Linked DNA regions of Homo sapiens: region 1 is linked to region 2. Evidence: chromatin contacts called from ENCODE Hi-C or POLR2A ChIA-PET data. All regions are on one chromosome and are shown on one strand. Each heading gives the region's core, a stretch centred on a gene start or an enhancer-like site at or near the end of the contact. The rest is flanking DNA. Distances are from core to core; before and after follow the strand shown. Region 1 overlaps LOC107984195 (a long non-coding RNA gene). Region 2 overlaps LINC02669 (long intergenic non-protein coding RNA 2669).

Region 1 (4,512 bases), core at 722-3,221, 590 kb after region 2:
AAACAGTGTGGATAATGTACTTAGCAAAGTATCTAGTGTGCAGGAAATAGTCCATCAAAATTAAATACTGTTATTATAACATTTTTGATGAAAGTGGTAATAAAGCCACATTAGAGAAAAAAGACTTGAATTACTTTTGCACCCACCCATAGCAAATAATAATCTTTTCATTTCTGATTGCTGCTATGACCACAGAAAATAACAGAGCCATGAGGAAAGAGGAAAAACAAATAAAAAGCTATCTGATAGTGGAGGTTATTGCTCTATTTCCCTTGGAGGCAAAACATATTTTCAAAAAAATTCTTCTTTTCCTCCAAATTCTCCAACTTTTATTTTTAAATATACGTACTGCTATGAAATCCACATATTATTTTCTGCCTGAGTAATATTTTGAAACGCCAGTGACCATTTTGCTATTGACTCATTACGCTGCCGTTTTTTCGATCTATGTGAACATGTGTAGAAAGCTATGAAAACAGAAAGCACAGCATCACCAAAGGCAAGATAGAACCCACTGTTGGTATTGGATAGCGTTGCCTATATGATCAAAAATGTGTCATCGATTAAGTGTGAAACGTTTATTCTGGTCAATGGCTTCCCAATTTAGTGTAAACATATAATTCTATGCTGATTCCTCTGGTTAGAGCCATAGTATATCACCGTGGTCTTCCAGACGCCTTTGCGTTTACTTTGAGTATAGACATGATTGGGCTCAAGCTAAACTCAGTCGTCTTTGATTTGGTTGCATGCGGAGCCAGTGCCATCCATGCCACTCAGCTTCAGATTGTTTCTAAGTATCCCTGAAAAACATCAGGCACACACAGAACCACTACCTTACCCTTGGGGTTTGTCAACTCACAGACCTACTGCTTTACACAAAGAAGGTGGTTAAACATGCATTTCTTTTAAAGGCATATTTGGTCCCTCTAAAACAGCGCAATAAAATTGCACAATCTAAAGGAAGGAACAGTTTGTTTTGCCCTTTTTATTGCCAGTTAAATGCCAGTAGACTCTTAAAGTAACAGCAACCCGTGTAAAGGGGAAAAAAAAAAGCAAATAAAATTTTTATGAGTTAAAAATAAACCTAATGCTCTTTCCTCTTCCATAGTTTTACAAAACTTTCTATACCTTTTGGCAGAAGGAACTACATATAATATATAATATTTTTGCTCTGCAAATACCAGCAAGGCATCATATAAAATTATAGCTGTAGGAATGGAGATGCTGTAAAACCAAACAGGGAAAAAGAACATTTTCATACAGAGTAACACAGTTGATGTTATTTTCACTCTAACAAAGCAAAATTTATTGTAAGAGTAAAAGAAGCTGGGTGTGGTGGCTAACGCCTATAATCCCAGCACCTTGGGAGGCCGAGGTGGGCAGATCACTCAAGGTCAGGAGTTCAAGACCAGCCTGGGCAACATGGTGAAGCCCTGTCTCTACTAAAAACACAAAAATTAGCCAGGTGTGGTGGCTCATGCCTGTAATCCCAGTTACTCAGGAGACTGAGGCAGGTGAATTTCTTGAACCCAGGAAGCAGAAGTTGCAGTGAGCCAAGATCGTGCCACTGTACTCCAGGCTGGGCCACAGAGCAAGACTCTGTGTTTAAAAAAAAAAAAAAAAAGAAAGAAAGTGGCGTTGGCTGTATGCTTTATTTTGCTTGTATAAAACCTCTTAAAAATAGCATTCATTATAGGTGGCTCTTATTTTTAAACAGAGCAGTTGCTTCTTCTGTTCTGTGTCTGATTTAACACCTGAACGCCTTGTGACCCTTTTCAAGCATTTTAGCTGTAATGGTGCATCGGAGCCATCTGGAAGCCCAAGGGATTCTGATCCAATTGGCCTGAGGTGCCTCCGGGGTCTTTTCTTCCAGGAGTTTTCAAAGCTCCCCAGGTGACTGACGGGTAGCCAAAGTTGAGAACCACAAGTTAGATGACATCTAACCACAGCTTAGATGAGCAGGGATGCACAAAGTCAGTGGTAATGTGGAACGTCCGCCAAGAGGAAGCTACACCTCAGTCGTTAATGTCTAGTCTCCTTCCTGTTGCCCTGAGTTTAACTAGCTGTGATGCTACTCTTGACCACCTGGCCCAGGGCACCACCCTCCTTCCACCAACCCTAAATTTCACCTGAAGGGACCAGAGTAACGACGGTTTGGGAGTGGCGAGACAGGAACAGGGGAAAGGGACTCTTTTGATTTCCATTTTTTTCCCATCTTAAATGCTGACATATGCTCCAGAAAGTTTGTGTTGGTCTCCAAACACCAGCCAGAAGGGTTGCTTTAGCGTCGATGGCCTTGAGTTTCTGTTTGTTTCATTTTGTGTGTCCAGCATATCTTCTTTCGTGCATCAACAATTGTGTATAGCTTGCCTTAGGCTGAGCAGCAGGAGTGACAGACTTTTTTGGGGGGTGGGGGGCGTGCATCGGGGAAGAAGGGGAACCAAGAAGATGGGAAGGAGCCTGCAGAGGGTGTTTGGCTGGCATCACTTAGGCTAACCTTACCCAGGGCCAAAGATGTGGCACAGGCTGGCACAGAGTTGGAAGCTGATGCATGTTCATTATTTACCCTCAGCTAATGTCCAGTGCAGCTGCTGACATCTAGCACAGCTCGGCAAATCAAGCTGGCCAGAGATGGAAAATATTCTTACCCAAAACTTGATGGAATGCTAAGGGTGTCCCGGCATATTATCTGGAAAAATGTCATGGAAGGACTAGAAATTAAGCTGGATAAGGAAGACCTGATCCCTCCAGCTTAGAAACCTTACCTATTCAAAATAAGAGCTGCTGTTTCCTGTTGGATTCATAGACTATAATAATAATTTGTAATAATTTAGTTATAGTAATAGTTTCTTGTTACTATAATAATTATTTGTGAGAATTTGCTGGTAAACAGTAATTTTGTATTAGATAGTAATAATTAATTTATATTATGGTAAATCTAGAAATTACTAAATTTTATAAATAATTAATAAAAACTGAACCCCAAATTAGAACAGTGATGACAAAAGTAATAACGATAATCACAACAGTGTATATATAATATATATATATTTCCACATATAACTATATGGAGTTATCTTTATTATTCAGTTGCTCATGTATTTATCTGACTGTTTATTAATTACCTGGCTTCTAGGTGTTAAGCACTTTGTTATATGTTAAGTATACAACAATAAAGAAACAGATAGGGTCTCCATCCTCAGTAATTTGGTAGACTAGTGAGAGACAGGCATTAAACAATTAAAAATTCAAGGGTATATATTATGGCAAAAATGTGTTAAGGAAAAGAACTGGGACATGAGATAATTTATCCAAATTCCTACTTGGGTTCCAGTGATCTGAGGATACCCTTTAAGACCTTTAAGAAAATGACATTTAAACAGAATCCTGATTGATGGGCAAGAATCATTTTGGTTAAGAAATGGAAGGAGTTCATTTTATGCAGGAAGGGGAATGTGCAATGAGGTAAAAATACTTCCTGAAGAAGGAGCACTCACACATGCAGGCATGTGCAGGCACACCCACAACACGCCCTCACACATGACAGTCCAGCACGCAGTGTGCATAGACAGTCACGCTGGTGTCTGGCCCCCTCCCAGAATCTATGAAGATAGGACAAACTAACTGGGTGCCAAGGACCACAATTTTCAAAAACAAGAGCAGGGAAGTGCTGAGCGTCTGGGCAAATAAGTCTAGACTCTGATCTTGAAGATATGAATTCATTTCAGAACATTTGCTTGGACTATCTCCTTGTGCTTGCATAATCTTGCCTACACCACGATGTGCTAAGTTTAGACGTTCCTCCAGTCTTCCAGCAGGCAGTATGGCAGAGAGGGAGGGAACGGGCTCAGCCCAGGGCTCCCCAGTTCTGCTACCACCAGGGAGAGGGAGGGGTATTGTTCTTACTGCAGAAAGTGCCAAGACTTGAACCAAATGTTTATATTGTGTTTTTGAATTTCTGCTTGGGGAAGAGACAGCCTACCAATGACTTCAAGAAAATATGTTGGCTCTTTTTCTGCAAATAGCCTTTCTGGTTTTTATGGCAAATAGAAGAAATGTCTCTCTTTAGTCATTGAGCCACTTTGTTGTGATTTTTTTTCTAAAGTATGTTGAAAGTCATGTGGATATTCTTCTAGGTGTTGTGAGCTGTGCTATTTTCCAGCAATGTGGAGCTCCTCTCATTCCAAGAACAGGGCGATAATCTGTTATTGGAAGATGAATAATGTAGTTTCTTGACCAGGAGAAGGGGAGCAAGATGTTACTGAAGCAGTTTACAGTTGAGCCAAACTGCATGTTCCCTGAGTCACTTCATTCACGTTGTTTTATTTTGATTGATGGTGTATGAATTTTTTTTAACAGCTTTGACCTTTGTCCAAATGCTTCTAACTGATCCTCATCTTGAATCTACAGTGAGGCCATCAGCTGTGTCTCCCCTCCCTGTCCCTTCTCCTTCCTGTCATTCCACAAGCCCTTCCTGCTGAATCTAGCCCTAAATCCGGTTTTGTATTTTTA
Region 2 (4,216 bases), core at 333-2,832:
TTTCAGCTAAAATCTGTATTCAGTTGGTTTAAGATTTGAAGGAAAGAATAAGGAGATTATAGATTGGAGACTGGCTTCTCAGGAAGTTTCTACAGAATCTAATCTTATCTCATTGCTTGTATTTGTACTTCTCTATTCAGAAACAACTAACAATATAGAGTTTTTCATCTTTTCGGAACCATTAGAGTTTGTTCTTTTTTTTTTTTTTTTTTTTTTTTTTTTTTTTTTGTGAGACGGAGTCTCGCTCCGTTGCCCAGGCTGGAATGCAGTGGCCTGATCTCAGCTCACTGCAAGCTCCACCTCCCGTGTTTATGCCATTCTCCTGCCTCAGCCTTCCGAGTAGCTGGGACTACAGGCGCCCACCACCATGCTTAGCTAATTTTTTGTATTTTTAGTAAAGACGGGGTTTCACCGTGTTAGCCAGGATGGTCTCGATCTCCTGACGTCATGATCTGCCTGCCTCGGCCTCCCAAAGTGCTGGAGGCCGTGAGCCACCAGCTACAGGCGTGAGCCACCGTGCCTGACCTCGACTTTGTTCTTAAAAATGTAAAAATATCTATTTTTTTGCAGTTTTCCCTTTTGGCAATAAAAGTATCATTATATATTAGGTCTTTAATATATATAATGCCATTAATAGATATAGACTTTATTAATGAATGTTAGAATATATAATGTGTGTGTATATTATATATTCTAACATTCAGTGTATATATATATATATACACACACACACATTATATATTCTAACATTCAGTGTATGTATATAAATATACACACACATTGTATACTCTAACAGTCATTAATAAAGTCTATATAGAATGAAAATTATGACATTTAGGTTCTTACTGACTGAAGCCATTTTAAATATTAGATGTTAGTGTAACTTTTTTGATTGTTCACAGACTATTCAATGTCTGAAGTTGTTTTACTATCTTCAAGGGCAAAATAAAATTCTTTGTACACTTGCTTGAGTTTTCTTTGTTTACCTTGAGGATGAGCTGGTGAAGACTTAAAGGCAAATTGAATGCATCTGGTTTCAGATCCAATGAGTGCAGCTCACAGAGGGTTTTCTTAAAAAGGCATTTGTATCTTTTGTAGAAGCACATTGGAGATCTTTCACAAGCCCTTGAAGAAGTCAGGAATAAAAAGTTGCAACTTCCCCGGGAGAGAGCAACTCTGACCCTAAAAGTTAACGTTACATCCCAAACGTGGAAAACAGGAAATTTCAGATGGGTTTTGGCAAAACACATAGTGCCACTCCTTCTCTTGGTGTGCTAAGTTTTCCCAAGTCTGTGTACTCCTTATAGCGCAGGAATTCTCCAAAGGCCAACATTTCAGTTCCAGAAAGAGAAATAGAATCAACGGCAACAACAACAAAACAACTTTACCAAGAGCAAGCAAATTGCCTCGTCTTGGTGACTCCTCTGCAAAACTGCAAATTCCACCCCCGTGCGGCGGGGCAGGACATCTCCCAGACAGCTGGGGACACCCTTTCCAGCGGGAGCGGGAGGCGCTGTTGTTCAGGAAAGGAAGTTGTGTGTTTGTGAATGAGCGCACTTTGTGGTTCATGTGTTTGGGCAGGACAAACTACACCACAGGGTTGGGCGGGGCTGTGTGTGCTGGGCACGTACGCTTCTTTGTTTTGTCAGCTTCCCGAGAGATCAGGGAGAGCATAGATATATCCCTTTTTCAGTTCAGAGGAAAACACCTAACAACAACCTCAACAAACACAACAACAACAGCAAAAGGACGAAGCGTGAGCCAGAAATTCCATCTGCGTGAGTATGCTGGGAAAAGCCTGGCGAGGAATCCTGGTTGGTGAAAAACAGATTCGGTGCTTATTGTTCTGCTCTGTAAGTCACCAAAGAAATGTGGGCGTGTGCTGCTGGAAAGAAAATAGACTTCCACAAAAAGTATGAATCACTTTTGTTAATTGTCAAAGAAAATATATATTAAGTGATTACTTAGCTTCTGGAATTAAAACAAAATGAAAACAAACAAGCATCCTCTGTCTCTCAATACTTTTAAAACTGAAGATGGCAAAATAAGGCAAACCAAAGCCACCAGTGCATCTTGGCATGGTCAGCAGAGGAGGGCAAGTTTTCTAAAACCTTAAAAAGTATCTTGGTGTCATGAGCCTTAGAGTTATTTGAAATGCAGTTATGTGAAACCCCCCTCTATCTTTCATGAAGCCTCAGAAAGGAGTCCAGGGAGCCGGGGTTTGTGGAAGTTAGAATTTATCTGATGATCCAGAGCTGCTTCTCCCCCACGATAGGTCACCGTGAATCGGAGTATTTTGTGGTTGGCCTTTTCAAACAGGCAAGCATTTGGTGGTTTGTCTTTTGTTTAATTTGTTACCAGATCACACAAGATATTTTTCAACAGAATTTCAGAAAGCATCTTGGGAAATCCACAAAAATGGGCTGAGTCATCTAACCAGAAACAGTCCACACCACATCTGACTCTGAATGCCTGGCTTTTCTTTCTTTGGGGAGAAAGTTCTCAGCATCAGTTGGATGAAAGGGCAGGGAAGTCGAGATTGATTTGGGGTTTACAGGGACATAAAGAGAAATTACCAGCCCCAGACTCTGAAAATTTTTAAGGTATCAGAAAAGTGCTTGTGATAGAACCTGATGATTGCTTTTGGTGCCTGGGATGGTTATTAAGGGTCAAAATAATGTGGAGATGCCATCATGGAAAAGTGACTGTGATATGAATCTGTTGCTAAAAATGATGATTTCAAGGAGCAGAATGACATTCCATCCACCTATGACACGCACTTCACATTTGGTTAAGGGTTAGGCCAAGAGCTTTTTTTCTTTCTTTCTTTCTTTCTTTCTTTCTTTCTTTCTTTCTTTCTTTCTTTCTTTCTTTCTCTCTCTCTCTCTCTTTCTTTCTTTCTTTCTTTCTCCCTCTCTCTCTCTCTCTCTCCTCTTTCTTTCTTTCTTTCTTTCTTTTTGTACAGCTCTTGCAGCTCTAAACCCACAAAGCAGGTTAGGTTTCCTCTGGCCTGTGACCTAATCTTTAGTATTAGAGGAGGCACTGATTTGTTTGCTCTGATGTAAGCCCAAAGGGAATTTGGCTTCTTGATTTATAACAGGATTGGGTTTCAGGCCTCTAACAGTTAAAACCGGTCTTCAGCAGAGACTCAAGCAGGGGGAATGAAAGTTACACAGTGCGTGGATTAGTCCTTTGGTGTTTTTGACACAGTTTCTTTTCATAGGAGAATCTTATTTCAAATAGGGAGGCGTTTCCCCGTTTTAGAAAATGCTTGTGAAATGCATGACTCATTACGCCCTTGCAAAGAGCCAAAAAAAGTTCTGCAGAGTCTAGGACAGGACTAAACCGCAGCTAAGTCTAATATTTCAGTCTTGCTGAAACAGCTGTTCCCACTCGGGTCCGAGAGCGGGTGGGAGTAGAGATGGTGTGTGGGGGGGTCCCCACTTCAGTTCCCCAAAGCATCAGCTGCTCCCTGTCTTGAACAGAATCAGCTCCAACAGGGAGAGGCTTGGACATGCCCGCCATTGACGCTGCCAGGCCTCGAACTCTCCTGAGAGTTGGATTTTTCCCAGTCTGTGCTATCTCACTCTTATTTGAGGAATTTGAGTCAGAGCAAAATGTGGGCAGAGAAGGAGAAGGAACACCAACACCTCAATTATTGAGGGAAAAGACGTGCAGGTTTTCTGTAGCAGTGAACCTGAAGGAAGACACTGCTTTGTGTCTGGCTCCCAAAGAAAAAGGCCAAGTTGATCTTTCCTGTGAAACAGCTGAAGGTACCACCTTGAAAACTGGATGTTTTCCCAACTGTGGGCCAAGTTTCAGCTTGAATACAGTCATCCTCGGTATCCCTGGGGAACTGGCTCCAGCACACCCTCCCCACAACATCAGTGACTACCCAAATCCACAAAATGGTGTAGTGTTTGCATATAACTGATGCACATCCTCCTGTTTGCTTTAAATCATCTCTACATACCTTATATCTAATACAAGATAAATGCCATTGAAATAGTCGTTGTACTGTATTTTTTGTTTGTATTATTGTTATTGTTTTTTTTTTTTTTTTGAGATGGAGTCTTACTCTGTCACCCAGGCTGGAGTGCAGTGGTGCCATCTCAGCGCACTACAGCTTCCGCCTCCTGTGTTCAGGCCATTCTTGTGCCTCAGCCTCCCAAGTAGCTGGGACTACAGGCATGCACAACCATGCCGGGCTAATTTT

What was found. Hi-C counts contacts between places; a loop is a spot of excess contacts on that map. ChIA-PET counts read pairs that join two places held with the same protein, here RNA polymerase II (POLR2A). Pooled maps may share reads with other maps.
Region 1: a map of sigmoid colon shows a loop between it and region 2 (4-fold over the local background). The contact joins two enhancer-like sites. A Hi-C loop is called at or near these places in 2 of 168 maps with a recorded cell type or tissue (sigmoid colon and tibial artery) and 3 of 50 pooled maps. POLR2A ChIA-PET finds 5 or more read pairs at or near these places in 1 of 52 experiments (activated T-cell).

What each region holds. Positions count from the first base shown.
Region 1 is chr10:4,057,985-4,062,496 of GRCh38, forward strand. The region is part of intron 4 of LOC107984195 (a long non-coding RNA gene); the gene reads left to right. Among named protein-coding and RNA genes, the nearest start is that of MIR6078, 69 kb to the left of the region's middle. Within about 2 kb of position 1,972, at least 6 of the 41 ENCODE cell types and tissues checked have a DNase peak (open chromatin) inside an H3K27ac peak, as active enhancers do.
Region 2 is chr10:3,466,014-3,470,229 of GRCh38, forward strand. All of the region lies in intron 3 of LINC02669 (long intergenic non-protein coding RNA 2669), which reads right to left. The region is part of intron 1 of LOC105376360 (a long non-coding RNA gene); the gene reads left to right. The region is part of intron 1 of LOC124902538 (a long non-coding RNA gene); the gene reads left to right. Among named protein-coding and RNA genes, the nearest start is that of LINC02669, 35 kb to the right of the region's middle. RefSeq lists an enhancer at 1,295-2,494. Within about 2 kb of position 1,583, at least 32 of the 41 ENCODE cell types and tissues checked have a DNase peak (open chromatin) inside an H3K27ac peak, as active enhancers do.